Regions from separate parts of the Homo sapiens genome. Here all the other regions are linked to region 2. Evidence: chromatin contacts called from ENCODE Hi-C or POLR2A ChIA-PET data. All regions are on one chromosome and are shown on one strand. The core of a region is the stretch at or near the end of the contact, and the rest is flanking DNA. Distances in the headings are between cores, read along the strand shown.

Region 1 (4,203 bases), core at 550-3,049, 310 kb before region 2:
AATAGAGGTGGTTTCTGGAGAGATCTGACACCATCAGACGTGGACCCATCTGTGAGATTCAGACATATCCATGCCTGGATACAGGCTCTTCCACTGGAGACACATTCACTCATCACAAACATTTTCAGCTTATCTGTACATTACCCTATTTCATCCTCCTGGATCTTAGAAGTTGCACTATCTGCTTGTTCCTACTTTACAGATGAGGAAAGCAGGGTCCAGAAGGTGAAGGGATGAGCCTCAAGTCACAGCTAATCTGAGGTGGCCTGGGGACTGGAATACATTTCCTTTGGCTGTGCTCTTTTCTGTTCCTCACAGGAGCAAGTGGTGAAGAGTGAGTTCTATGCGCAGTGTAGAAGGGCTGTGAGCCCTGTCCCTGGGTTCATTTCTGTCAATGTTTCAGCATAAAACATTCTAGGAAAGGCCGGGCGAGGTGGCTCATGCCTGTAATCCCAGCACTTTTGGAGGCTGGGGCAGGTGGATCACCTGAGGTCAGGAGTTTGAGACCAGCCTGGCCAACATGGTGAAACCCCGTTTCTACTAAAAATACAAAAAAATTAGCCGGGTGTGGTGGCACATGCCTGTAATCCCAGCTACTTGAGAGGCTGAGGCAGGAGAATCGCTTGAACCCAGGAGGCAGAGGTTGCAGTGAGCTGACATAGTGCCATCACACTCCAGCCTGGGTGACGAGCGAAACTCCGTCTCAAAAAAAAAAATTTTTTTTTTTTTCAGGAAAATATTCCCAGACCAGAGCTCTCAGAAACAGACACAGCAAAAGTGTGTTTTTTGGCCTCTGGGACCGAGGGAAAATAGTCTAGGAACAAGATGCTCTTTGGCATTCATTTGGTTCTTGGCAGATCAAGCAGTAACAAGGCAAACACAGGAAGAGTCTAGGAGGAAACTTAAAAGTTGCAGGATTTGGGGATAAATTACAATCCTCCCCCTTCTAACCTAAAATTTCTGTAATTTAGTTATATTTCTGTCATGAAAAACAACTTCACGATGAACAAAATAAATGCGAAGATTCAGAGCAGCTGGATTTCATCCTAAGGCCACTGGGAGAGGGCTGGGCAGTCATTGGCCACAAAACCAAAAGCTGCAGCTGGGTTCTTCAGGCAGTGAGTGGATAGAGCAGCCTGGGATGCAGTTGCAATCTAGAGGATAAAGGTTTGTTTTGTCCCAGGTCCCAGCGGGAGAGTCCAGTGGCTTGCTTTCTTTTCAATTTCTTGCCATCCAAAGAAGTCTGTGTCTTAGTAAGTCTGGTTTCAAATATTGTGACCTTTTTTGTGTGATGTTCTCTGTATCTAGAAACAACTCATCCAGGGCATGAGAGTTAGATAAGCCCTGGGAGATAACCTCATTCCATTCCTTTTTTTTTTTTTTGGAGACAGAGTCTTGCTCTGTCACCCAGTCTGGAGTGCAGTGGCATGATCTTGGCTCACCGCAACCTCTGCCTCCTGGGTTCAAGCAATTCTCCTGCCTCAGTCTCCCGAGTAGCTGGGATTACAGGTACCCACCACCACACCTGGCTAATTTTTGTATTTTTAGTAAGAGACGGGGTTTCCATTATGTTGGTCAGGCTGGTCTCAAACTCCTGATCTCAGGTGATCCACCAGCCTTGGCCTCCCAAAGTGCTGGGATTACAGGCGTAAGCCACCGTGCCCAGCCATCATTCCATTCCTTTACAATTGAGGATGTGGCAGCTAAGAGGGAAAGGTCTTCCATCAAGCAGTGGCAGGGCTAAGGCCAGATGATGCCCTCCCACTGGGTCTCTGGCTTGTGAATGTGGCTGGGGTGGTGGGTCAGAGAGGAAGGGGATCTAGGTGGTGTACTGAGAACCTGTGGGTTGATTGCATCATGCATCAAGTCAGTTCCTGTGATGAAGGAGACCAAAATTTAGCTATGACGCTGGGGTGAGGCAGTTAGCTGAGCTTTGCCCTTGGTCACAGACGGAACCTCCAGTACCGAAAGCAGCTTTCACTGGCAGGGAAGTCAGAAGACGGAAATGACATTTCGTGTCCTGACAGCCCTTCCCACATTTTTGGTAGAGCACTTCACACACATTCTTTCCCTTGGGCCTTATGACAACTCTGTGCGTTACTATGGGCCTGGAAGACTATCAAGGACCCTAGTTCTGGAGGGAAGGACACTGAGAAGAGGCAGGAGAGGTGGTGGTGAGAAAAGGCAGGAGAGGTGGTGGTGAGGAGAGGTGGTGGTGAGGAGAGGTGGTGGTGAGAAGAGTTCGTGGTGACCAGCCTGTGGCACACTTTATATGGCCTTCCTGGAACCACAGTCTTATTCTCAGGTTCCAGATGAGGACACAGGCTCAGTCCCCATGGCTGTCAAGTGGCAGAGCCAGGATTTAACCCAGACCTCCTGGCTCCTAAGTCCATATGCGGTTGGTGGGAGTGTAAATGGATATAGTCCTTATAGGAAGCCAATTTGGCAAAATCTAACAAAATTAAATACATACCTTTTTGACCCTCAAATTCCACACTTAGGAATCTACCCAACATTTATACTGGAACATATTTTTTTTTTTTTTTTTTGAGACAGAGTTTCACTCTTGTTCCCCAGACTGGAGTGTAATGGCACAATCTCAGCTCACCGCAACCTCTGCCTCGCAGGTTCAAGCGATTCTCCTGCCTCAGCCTCCAGAGTAACTGGGATTACAGGCATGAGCTACCATGCCCAGCCAATTTTGTATTTTCGGTAGAGACTGGGTTTCTCCATGTTGGTCAGGCTGGTCTCAAACTCCTGACCTCAAGTGATCTGCCCGCCTCGGCCTCCCAAAGTGCTGGGATTACAGGCATGAGCCACTGCGCCCGGCTGAACACATTTTTATGTAAACAAGCAGTGTGTACACTTAAGAGTCTTATGCACAGGATAATGTCTGGAAAAATGCTTACTGCATGTCCCCAGCTCCAGGAAAGAGGAGAGCTTGTGGGGCCCTTCCCCAAACAGGCTGTGTCCTGGTCCTCAGTGTGGCTGGCTGGAAGCCAGGGGGACTCAGCCTTTGACTAAGAATGCTCCATCCACCCCTGGGACCGAGAAAATCTCCTTTCACACAATTCATTACTCCTTAGGGTGGAGGTTTAGGAAAGGGGAGAGGCATCCAGAATGCCCGCTTCCTGGAAGCCAGTGGTCACATCCGGCAAGGGGACTTCAGTGACCTTCCTCTCACCCCTCCAGCAGCAGAATCAGAGCTCCCTCCTCAGCTGCCTCTATGCTATCTGCCCCTCCCTTCTAGCACATGTCCCACAGTACTGTCCTCACGTATTTCTTTTTTTTCCCATGGGAAAAGCAAAGACCGTAACCTATTTACTGCCATCTCTAGTACCCAGGATATTACACCTAGCACATGGGGGCTTCAGGGACTGTCTGTCTCATAGATGGATTAATTTACTTTCTCCTCTCTCTGTCTGTTAGCTGGTTTAAAGGAGGGCCCAGGAATGTTTTTATAAGAAGCATGGGCCTTTTGGAAAGGTCTGTTTACCCAAACCTTTCTATATTAAAACTTAGAAAACATAATTCCATTTTTTTTATTATTCAACATTTTATACATAATAAATACAAACTTTTTACAGCCACTGTAAAGAAAGCACATCTGCACAGAGGCTCCCTCCGAGCCCTGACCTGTGCACTGTGGTGCTGGATTCCATATCCTGGATGGAGGGGTTATTTTTTAAAAAGGAGGCATGTTTTCACAACTTTGTTTTTTAAAATAAAATTAGCAGCTCTTCCAAAAAATATTTTAAAATACAACAAAAGATTTCAAATAACCCTTTGAGGTTGTGGAAAACCCAAATTCAAGGACAATTTGGCTAGCTAAAGACAGAATACAAGACTGGGTGGCAAGAACTGCTCTATTTAATAAGCATTTGAAGATTTTTAATATGTTAGCAAACTTTAAAATCTTAAAAAAACCACCCTTTTAATTTCTTTTTTAAACTTAAGAATAAGTTTGATAAACACAAAAGACCTCAAATAGATCAACAGGTTAAGAAGTGTAAAAAACAACAACGAAAAAAAACCCCAAATCATGGAGAAGATTCATTAATGGGTATTGTCACTGAAGTGATCAAAGAACTAAAAATTTCTTCAGTTATCACCTTACTTTTGGTCAAAAATCCCATGGGGACATTTGGCGAGCATTTCAAGTTTTTTAAGATTCTTAGGAGGGATGGAGTTTTCAAAGCATAA
Region 2 (3,996 bases), core at 1,001-3,500:
TGGCTTGAAGTTTTGTCATCTGCTCAACTTGAATGTTTTTCAGTTCTTGTGTAACTTTCACCTAAAATATACCATATATTTATGAAGGTCTTTTTACAAATTTAACCCAAAAAAATTGCTTCAGGAAAATACATCTGTCAGAATATGTCTCTTGCTCGCCTCTCCCCTGAAGGCCATAAATCCAATATTCGCCATCTAGTTTTATTTATTGAAGATACTTATTTAATGAAAAATTAAAGCCAAATAGCCTGAACAGAGGTTAAATGAAAATACACGACTATAAATATTACAAACTAAAGACGTGCAAAATAAACTGCCAGTCATTCCATTTCATGCACAAGCTCAATCCACGTCTAGGTCTTCCTACAGTTTTAAAAGAGCCTGTCTTCTATTTCTAAAAAAGATTCAAAGACATTAACCACCAGGAGAGGTGAGCAGAGTGTGGATGGGGGCTGGGAGCCTAAGAGTGCCTGATACCCAATGACCAATATTTACACAATCATGATAATATGCCTGAATCGACTACATAAATTACTCCATAATGGCTGCGAAAAAGCACACTGTCTCAGAATGATGCCCTCGACTTGCTGACAGCGCATCAAATCACAATCTCTTTCTCACAAAGGAGAAAGCAAAAGTGACCTTCCAGCATATGCAGTGCTTTTAAACTACCCCGGGAAGCCGATCCCCGTGGAGGCTCCACTTCAAACAGCGGAGAACAGCAAATGCCTGCTGGCCAGAGAGCCTCGCCCGCCAGGCCGGGGCCCCAGGGTTCGAAGTTAACGGTCAGTCTGGAATCTCGGCCTCAGCAGTGGGACCACCCGGAGGGGTGGGGGTACATGTTCGAAAGAAAAGGACTCACTTAAATGGAGAAACCCGGATTAGGAAAGAGAGAAAGCAGCGGCAGCAGACACGGGTGAGTTAGGCGTTAGGCAAATGTTTGCCCACGAGGGGAGGACAGAACGGCCTCATCCACCCAGTGCCCAGAGTAGACATTCAGTATCCATCTGTAGGATTAAAAAGACAAGGACACAGCCTCGGCCCCTGGGAAAGCTGGGGAAGGGCGCAGCGGGGAGACTGATGACAAGCCGGGTGCATCCGTCACTCCCACCCTGGTCATCCAACCCCGGATCGCAGTGCACACCCCACGCACCTCCCGGGCCCGGTCCTCGCTTTTCTGAAGACAGCACGACAGCCTCCTCGCCCCTCAGCCGGGGACGAGGCAGGACCCGTCAATCCTTAATTTGTTTTCCCTTGGGGTGGGGAGGCGGTGACTATTCCAACTTCTTTTCGGCCGCCCCGTGGGAAAAGCAGGCCAAACCCTAAGGCTAGGCTAGAAACAAATCCCCCGCAAATTTGCAAACGGGCGGGGCTGGCGACAAGCGGCTGGAGGGCTCAAAGCTGGTGCAGACTAAACAATCACACACGCACAAGGCTCTGCAAAGCTGCAGGGGCGTCCCCGCCTCCCCCTCGGTGCAGCCCCGAGAATGCACTTTGCAGCGGGCAGCATTGCCATGCGCGCGCACACACACAAATGCACACCCGAAACTCTTGTGAAATGTCTGGGGGTCTCCTGCGTTAGAGGACGGACGAGCCCCGGCGGCCCCTCTGTCGGAAAGGCAACTCACACGCGCGCCCCCCACCTGGAGCCGGCGGCAAGTCGGTGACAAGCCCAAGACGAGGGCGGTCACGGCCCCTTGCGGGAGGGGGAAGGGGCGCAGCGGTCGCCCCAGCCGCGTTCCGCGTACGCATCTCTCCGAACCCCAAAGCCCCCCAGCTGCGCCCTTACCTTCCTCGGCGGCGGCTGCATGATGCTGAAGGGACATCAATCCTCCCCGACGGCAGCGTTAGCAAGGACCAGGAGGAGGAGGAGGGCCGGAGAGGAGGGGACGGCCCAGCGAGCGCGCGCGTGTGTGAAAGGAGCGCTTAAGAAGCAAGACTTGCCCCGGAGGGAGCAGGCCAGCGGGCGGCAGGCGGACCCCAGCCAGAGAGCGAGTGTGAGGAGACGAGGGAGGAGCACCGGGAAGGCTTGGGGCCCGGGCGGCCCGGGCGGCCCGGGGGTGTGTGAGGAAGGAGGCGGAGACGGCGAGGGGGCGGGGGCCCCAGGAGCAGGGGCGCGAGGGTCTCAGCCGGCCGGGCGGCGGGTTAGCCGCAGCCGCGTTGTCCGCGCTCCCGGTCGGCCGCCTGCGCCGCCGCTCCCGGCGGACGCAGCGGCCCCCACCCCACCCACTCAGGCGGCCCGGCCCTCGCTGGGCCTAACGCCCCCGCCCGCCCGGGAGGAGGAAGGTGGCGCCGCTCTCCCCGCTAGGGCTCCACCACTCAGGCCGCGGGAATTTCCGGCCTCGCCGCGCGGCGCAGCGCCCCGCTCCGGATGCTGAGGGAACCGCTCTGTCCAGAGCGGGGTTCGAGGGGCCGGTCCGGGCTGCCAGGAGGGAGCTAGGCCACGGCACGGGGCTTCGTACCGCGGCAGGGGAAGGGGGAAGCTAACGGATTGGTCGGTGGGTGGGAGGTGTAGAAACGCCAGCGCCACGCGAAAATCCCCCCTTTCTCTCCGAGAGTGGCACGTTCCAGACGCCTCCTGCCCTCCCTCCCCCACGCTGGGAGCCAGCCGGGGGCTTCCCGCGCGCTTTCCCGCCAGCTCGCCCCGGCGCGCGCGTCTCCGCTCGGGGGCGCGCACGTGGGCGGGAGAGGGCTCCGCGCCGACGCACGCGCACAGGCCGCCCCCGCCTCCTGCCTGCCTTTGCGTGTGTGTGTGTGTGTGTGTGTGTGTGTGTGTGTGTGTGTGTGTGTGTGTGTGTGTGTGTCGGGGGGCGCGGGGGACGACGCTCGCAGGGAAACGTTTGCAGTGGGGAGGGGGGCGCAGCATGCCTGTGGGATACGAGAATTCCGGCGTTTTCTTCCTCTCAGCCCCTCAACACCCTACTCTCCCTACCAGCTAGATGTGCGCGAGAGAGGCGAGCAAGGACAAGTCGCTTTGCGGCTGGCCGCAGGTGCCAGGCCATTGCGATTGTAGGGCGGAAAGGCAGTTGCTCTGCAAAGGAAACGGCGGCACTCTACTGCAGGGCATTCAAGTCAAACATCACTGACTCCGCTGAGAGGGAGCCAAGAGAACGTTAAGGCCGAGGCCCCCGTTTCACAGACGGGGAGGCAAGTGCCCATAGAGGGAAGCCTTTCTAAAGGTTACACAGCAGGACTAGAATCTGCGTCAGGAAGTGTTCTATGGGTTATTTTAAAAAAGAAACAGGTGCAGGATAATAAGCACGAGGAAAAGTAGAAGAGGCAGGAGAGGCCATAGAGGAAGCCCTTGTCTGGGAGTCAGGATCTCTGGGTGCCAGTCCACTTTGCCTGCTCCTTAACAGGCTAGGTGAGCTCGGCTTCCTTATCTGCCAGTGAGGGTGCTTATCTAAGCAGTGCACCCCACCACCACACATGAACCTTCCTGCTCTGTTCAGACCATCTACGGGGGAGTTTATCGACCTCCCTTGGGGTCCTCAGAAGAGGAATACCTCTTCCCCATGCCCAGGGAGGTTTTTTTTTTTTTTTTGAGTCACGGGGCTGTGTGGAGGCTGAGCTGGATTACTCCACCGTTTTTTCAGAAGTTGAGATCCCAGACAGCTGTTCTCAGAAGTGCAGTCAGGCCTAAGAGGAAGGTGAATGAGGCCTGGATAGACGAGTAACTTCCCAGATGACCACATGACCAGAAATTGAAAAGGTGGAACTTCAACCCAGGTTGTTTACATTGAGTTAGACTAGATTCTTGTACAGAAAAGTGACAGAGCTGTGTTTTGAATAAGATTAATCTAGAGCTGTGTATGAACTAGGAGACTAGTCTTGCTTTTTCTGGCTTCAAAAGTTAGCCCTTCACCAGAATCCTTAATCAAATCAGGGAAGGCCTGGGGCAAGGGGACAGGTGGATGGAGGCCCAGGGCCCTGACAGCTGCGGGGTGGCAGCTAGAGCCCAGGCCATAGGTAGCGTAGGCTGGGCTCCAGTCTCAG
Region 3 (4,131 bases), core at 1,439-3,938, 290 kb before region 2:
GGCTAATCTTTTGTATTTTAGTAGAGATGGGGTTTTACCGTGTTGCCCAGGCTGGTCTCGAACTCCTGAGCTCAGGCAATCCCCCCACCTCAATGAGTTTTTTAAATATGATACCAAGAGCATAGGCAACAAAAGAAAAAAACAGATAAATTGAACCTTATCAAAATAAAAAATATGTATGCATCAAAGAACAATAGAGTGAAAAGACAACCCACAGAATGGGATAAGGTATTTGCAAGTTATGTATCTTAAAAGGGACTAATATCCAGAATATATAAAGAATCCCTAAAACTGACCATCAACAACAAATAATCCAATTAAAAATGGGCAAAAGATTTGAAGAGATATCTTTCCAAATAATTTATGTAAATAGCCAATAACCACATGAAAATATGCTCAACATCACTAATGATTAGGGAAATGCAAATCAAAACCACAATGAGATACCATTTCACACCCATTAGGATGCTGTTATATATATTTTTAAAAACCCAGAAAATAACAAGTGTTGACAAGGATGTGGAAAAATTGGAACTTTTATACACTGCTGGTAGGAATGTAAAATGGTACAGCTGCTATGGAAAAACAGTAACATGTTTCTTCAATAAATTAAACACAGAATTACCACATAATTCAGCAATGCCATTTTGGGTATATACCCAAAAGAACTGAAAGCACAGACTTGAACAGATATTTGTAAACAAATGTTCACAGCCACATTATTCACAAAAGGTAGAAGCAACTCAAATGTCCATTGAGAGATGAATGGATAAGTAAAATGTATGTATATACCACAAACCAAATAAAAATGTGGTATACATACATACGATGGAATATTATTCTCTGTCTGTCTACCTATCTGTCTATCTGGTTAGAGACAGGGTCTCGCTCTGCTGCCCAAGCTGGAGTGCAATGGTGCGATCATAGCTCATTGCAGCTTTGAACTCCTGGATGCAAGGGATCCTCCTACTTCAGCCCCCCGAGTAGCCGGGACTACAGGAACATGCCACCATGCCCAGTTTATTCAGTCTTAAAAAGGAGGGAAATTTTGACACATGCTACATATGACATGGGTGATCTTTGAGGCCATTATGCTAAGTGGAATAACCCAGTCACAAAAAGATAAAATACTCTGATTCTACTTATTTGAGGTATGCAGAGTAGTCAAATTCATAGAGACAGAAAGCAGAATGGTGATTGTCAGAGGCTGCATGATGGGGAGTTATTGCTTAATGGCCAGAAAGTTTTACTTTTGCTAGATGAAAAGAATACTAGAAATGGGCCAGGCACGGTGGCTCATGCCTGTAATCCCAGCACTTTGGGAGGCCGAGGCAGGCAGATCACGTAAGGTCAGGAGTTCGAGACCAGCCTGGCCAACATGGTGAAACCCTATCTCTACTAAAAATACAAAAATTAGGCCAGGCACGGTGGCTCACACCTGTAATCCCTGCACTTTGGGAGGCCGAGGCAGGCAGTTCACCTGAGGTCGGGAGTTCGAAACCAGTCTGACCAACATGGAGAAACCCTGTCTCTACTAAAAATACAAAATTAGCCGGGTGTGGTGGCGCATGCCTATAACCCCAGCTACTCAGGAGGCTGAGTCAGGAGAATCGCTTGAACCTGGGAGGCGGAGGTTGCTGTGAGCTGAGATCGTGCCATTGTACTCCAGCTTGCCTGGGCAACAAGAGCAAAACTCCGTCTCAAAAACAAACAAACAAACAAACAAACAAACAAACAAAAAAGACCAAAAAGTTGCTGGGTGTGGTGGCAGGTGCCTGTAATCCCAGCTGCTCAGGAGGCTGAGGCAGGAGAATCACTTGAACCCGGGAGGCGGAGGTTGCAGTGAGCCAAGATCATGCCACTGTACTCCAGCCTGGGTGACAGAGTGAGACTCCATCTCAAAAAAAAAAGAGTTCTGGAGATGGATGGATGGTGGGGATGGTTCCACAATGATGTGAATGTACTTAATGCCACTAAACTTACACTTAAAGTGGTAAATTTGTATATTTTACCATACACACGAACAAACGTGAAAAGCACACTCTCTTCTGAAATGTAACACAAGGAGAATAATTTTTTAACCCAGTTTCAAGGTATATTACCCATCATAGCTAAAAGGCATTTATTAATTGAAATGGCATTGAGTGTAAAAAATGAGTTAGATCCACAGGCACTTACCTAGAGCACTGTCCGTGATATAGTGAATATAAATAATATTTATATGAGCATACGTATCTGACAGGGGAAGGCAGAATGAGAAGAATAAAGACTGGAGAATAGAGGAAATGACTGACTTGCTTTTTATATACATCTATACTCTTTGAACTATTAGAATATGCACGTTTTACTTTTTAAATTAAAAACCTAATAAAGAAGAGACAAACAGCCTCAAATATTTGTTTCTTGCCCGCTACACCCAAGCACTTATTTGGCTGCTTTTTCCCATATTCAAACATACAAAAGCACCAATGTTTACACATTTAAGGTTACAAAGAATGGACAGGCAGGATTGGCCTTCATAGGAGAGCCATTACATTAATTAATTAAAGTATCAAATATCTACTGTATGTAGAAAACTACGCTAGCCTCTTTGATGGATAGAAAACGAAGGACACAGTGTCTCCTTCCAGTGGTTCACAATCTAGAGTGAAGGATACTAAAAGGAGAGGCCAAGTGCATGGCCCTGGGAATGCGGAAGAGGCCACTGGAGAGAAGTCAGGATATGATGAGTCCAAAAGTACAGGCTGCCTAGCTGTCAAGTTCTACTTTTTCATGAATTAAATGGCTTTCTCTTGAGTAATTATCACTGAAGTTTTAAAACTGACTCTCCTCTTAACCACTGTTTGCCTAATACAATTCTATAGCACTGTATACATGTATCAAAATGTCCTTCTGTATCCCATAAATATGTATAAATATTATGTGTCAAATAAAAATAAAAGGGAAAAGATTACACAGAATTGTGGAGAGTTCCAGAATAATAAATTATATATTTTTCCTGACATATTTATTGCCACCATTTCAAAGCTGCTGAAATATTCTCATTGATAACTTTACTGAAAATTCTCCACAGCTGAGTGAGGAAATCCTGTGCTATCTCTTACAAATTATTCATCTATCATCAGTCAGTTCGGTGGCAAAACAGTCTCACATGATACTGAGTCTTTTGCCACTCACTAGTTAGGAGCATAATATTCAGAATCACAGACTTATGATTCTATTGTTTTCCAACAGGGCATTGTGCCACATAAAAGAATCATGCTAGAAATTGCCATAAAATTAACTTGAAATGTATTATATATACTTAGAAGACATTGCCTTCATATTCTAGGAAAGTTTACAGGCATTTAAAAAAACAGTGGGTATTACAAAAATCAAAACAAAACACAACACCCATACATTTATAAAAATGTGGGTAGAACAAGTTTCCAAAAATATACATGTACTGTGCTTTGACACTGGGAATCAATCCAAAACATTTTATCTTGGCAACCCGGTTGATACTAAACATTCCTTTTTTCCTCCTTTATTTGGAGTTGATTTTTGGATTCCCATGGAAGGCAGTAAGAAGGCTGCAGTGCCAGCAATAGCGGTCACTGTCATATGCTTCTGCATTGCTCTAGCTGCTTTCCAAAGCATGTCATCTCAGAATAATTTCTTCCTTTTTCCTCTTCCACTCTCTTAACTGAACTGTTACACTGTTTTCTTGACCCAGCATTTCTAAAATCACATGCTTCCTCTGTCTCTTAAGGACTGCTCTCTCCTTTTCTTCTTGTCACTTGACAGAACTTCAATCAAAACTATTCTTTCTAGCCATACTAACGTTTACCCTTTCTTAGATGTTGTAAAATGCTTACTCCTTTTTTTTTTTTTTTTTTTTGAGATGGAGTTTCACTCTTGTCGCCCAGGCTGGAGTGCAATGGTGTGATCTCGGCTCATTGCAACCTCTGCCTCTTGGGTTCAAGCGATTCTCCTGCCTCAGCCTCCGGAGTAGCTGGGACTACAGGTGTGTGCCACCATGCCCAGCTAATTTTTGTATTTTTTTTTTTTTTTAGTAGAGACGGGGGTTTCACTATGTTGGCCAGGCTGGTCTTGAACTCGTGACCTCAGATGATCCACCTGCCTCGGCCT

What was found. A loop is a pair of places that touch in the nucleus more often than their neighbours do. ChIA-PET counts read pairs that join two places held with the same protein, here RNA polymerase II (POLR2A). Pooled maps may share reads with other maps.
Region 1: a map of ascending aorta shows a loop between it and region 2 (7-fold over the local background). The contact joins the enhancer-like site here to the promoter of FCHSD2 in region 2. A Hi-C loop is called at or near these places in 38 of 168 maps with a recorded cell type or tissue (B cell, CD8-positive, alpha-beta T cell, IMR-90 and 23 more), 9 of 37 single-sample maps with no recorded cell type and 32 of 50 pooled maps. POLR2A ChIA-PET finds 5 or more read pairs at or near these places in 16 of 52 experiments (A673, AG04450, CD4-positive, alpha-beta T cell and 12 more).
Region 3: a loop to region 2 is called in a map of heart right ventricle, with 2.6 times the contacts of the local background. The contact joins the enhancer-like site here to the promoter of FCHSD2 in region 2. A Hi-C loop is called at or near these places in 7 of 168 maps with a recorded cell type or tissue (cardiac septum, dorsolateral prefrontal cortex, endothelial cell of umbilical vein and 2 more) and 9 of 50 pooled maps. POLR2A ChIA-PET finds 5 or more read pairs at or near these places in 7 of 52 experiments (A673, AG04450, BJ and 4 more).

The regions. Positions count from the first base shown.
Region 1 is chr11:72,833,217-72,837,419 of GRCh38, forward strand. It overlaps FCHSD2 (FCH and double SH3 domains 2), which reads right to left. Exons shown (of 20, transcript NM_014824.3): 20 at 3,529-4,203. It also overlaps a transcript of ATG16L2 not described here. Among named protein-coding and RNA genes, the nearest start is that of ATG16L2, 21 kb to the left of the region's middle. Within about 2 kb of position 1,800, at least 18 of the 41 ENCODE cell types and tissues checked have a DNase peak (open chromatin) inside an H3K27ac peak, as active enhancers do; they include ascending aorta, heart left ventricle, heart right ventricle and 3 more, where a contact is called at or near this core.
Region 2 is chr11:73,140,068-73,144,063 of GRCh38, forward strand. FCHSD2 (FCH and double SH3 domains 2) reads right to left here and starts at 2,251. Exons shown (of 20, transcript NM_014824.3): 1 at 1,790-2,251; 2 at 1-61. The coding sequence starts at 1,810. RefSeq lists enhancers at 227-848, 849-1,470, 970-1,199, 3,070-3,179, 3,260-3,399 and 1 more and silencers at 1,380-1,519, 1,920-2,299, 2,460-2,839.
Region 3 is chr11:72,853,576-72,857,706 of GRCh38, forward strand. All of the region lies in intron 13 of FCHSD2 (FCH and double SH3 domains 2), which reads right to left. Among named protein-coding and RNA genes, the nearest start is that of ATG16L2, 41 kb to the left of the region's middle. Within about 2 kb of position 2,689, at least 6 of the 41 ENCODE cell types and tissues checked have a DNase peak (open chromatin) inside an H3K27ac peak, as active enhancers do; they include endothelial cell of umbilical vein, heart left ventricle and heart right ventricle, where a contact is called at or near this core.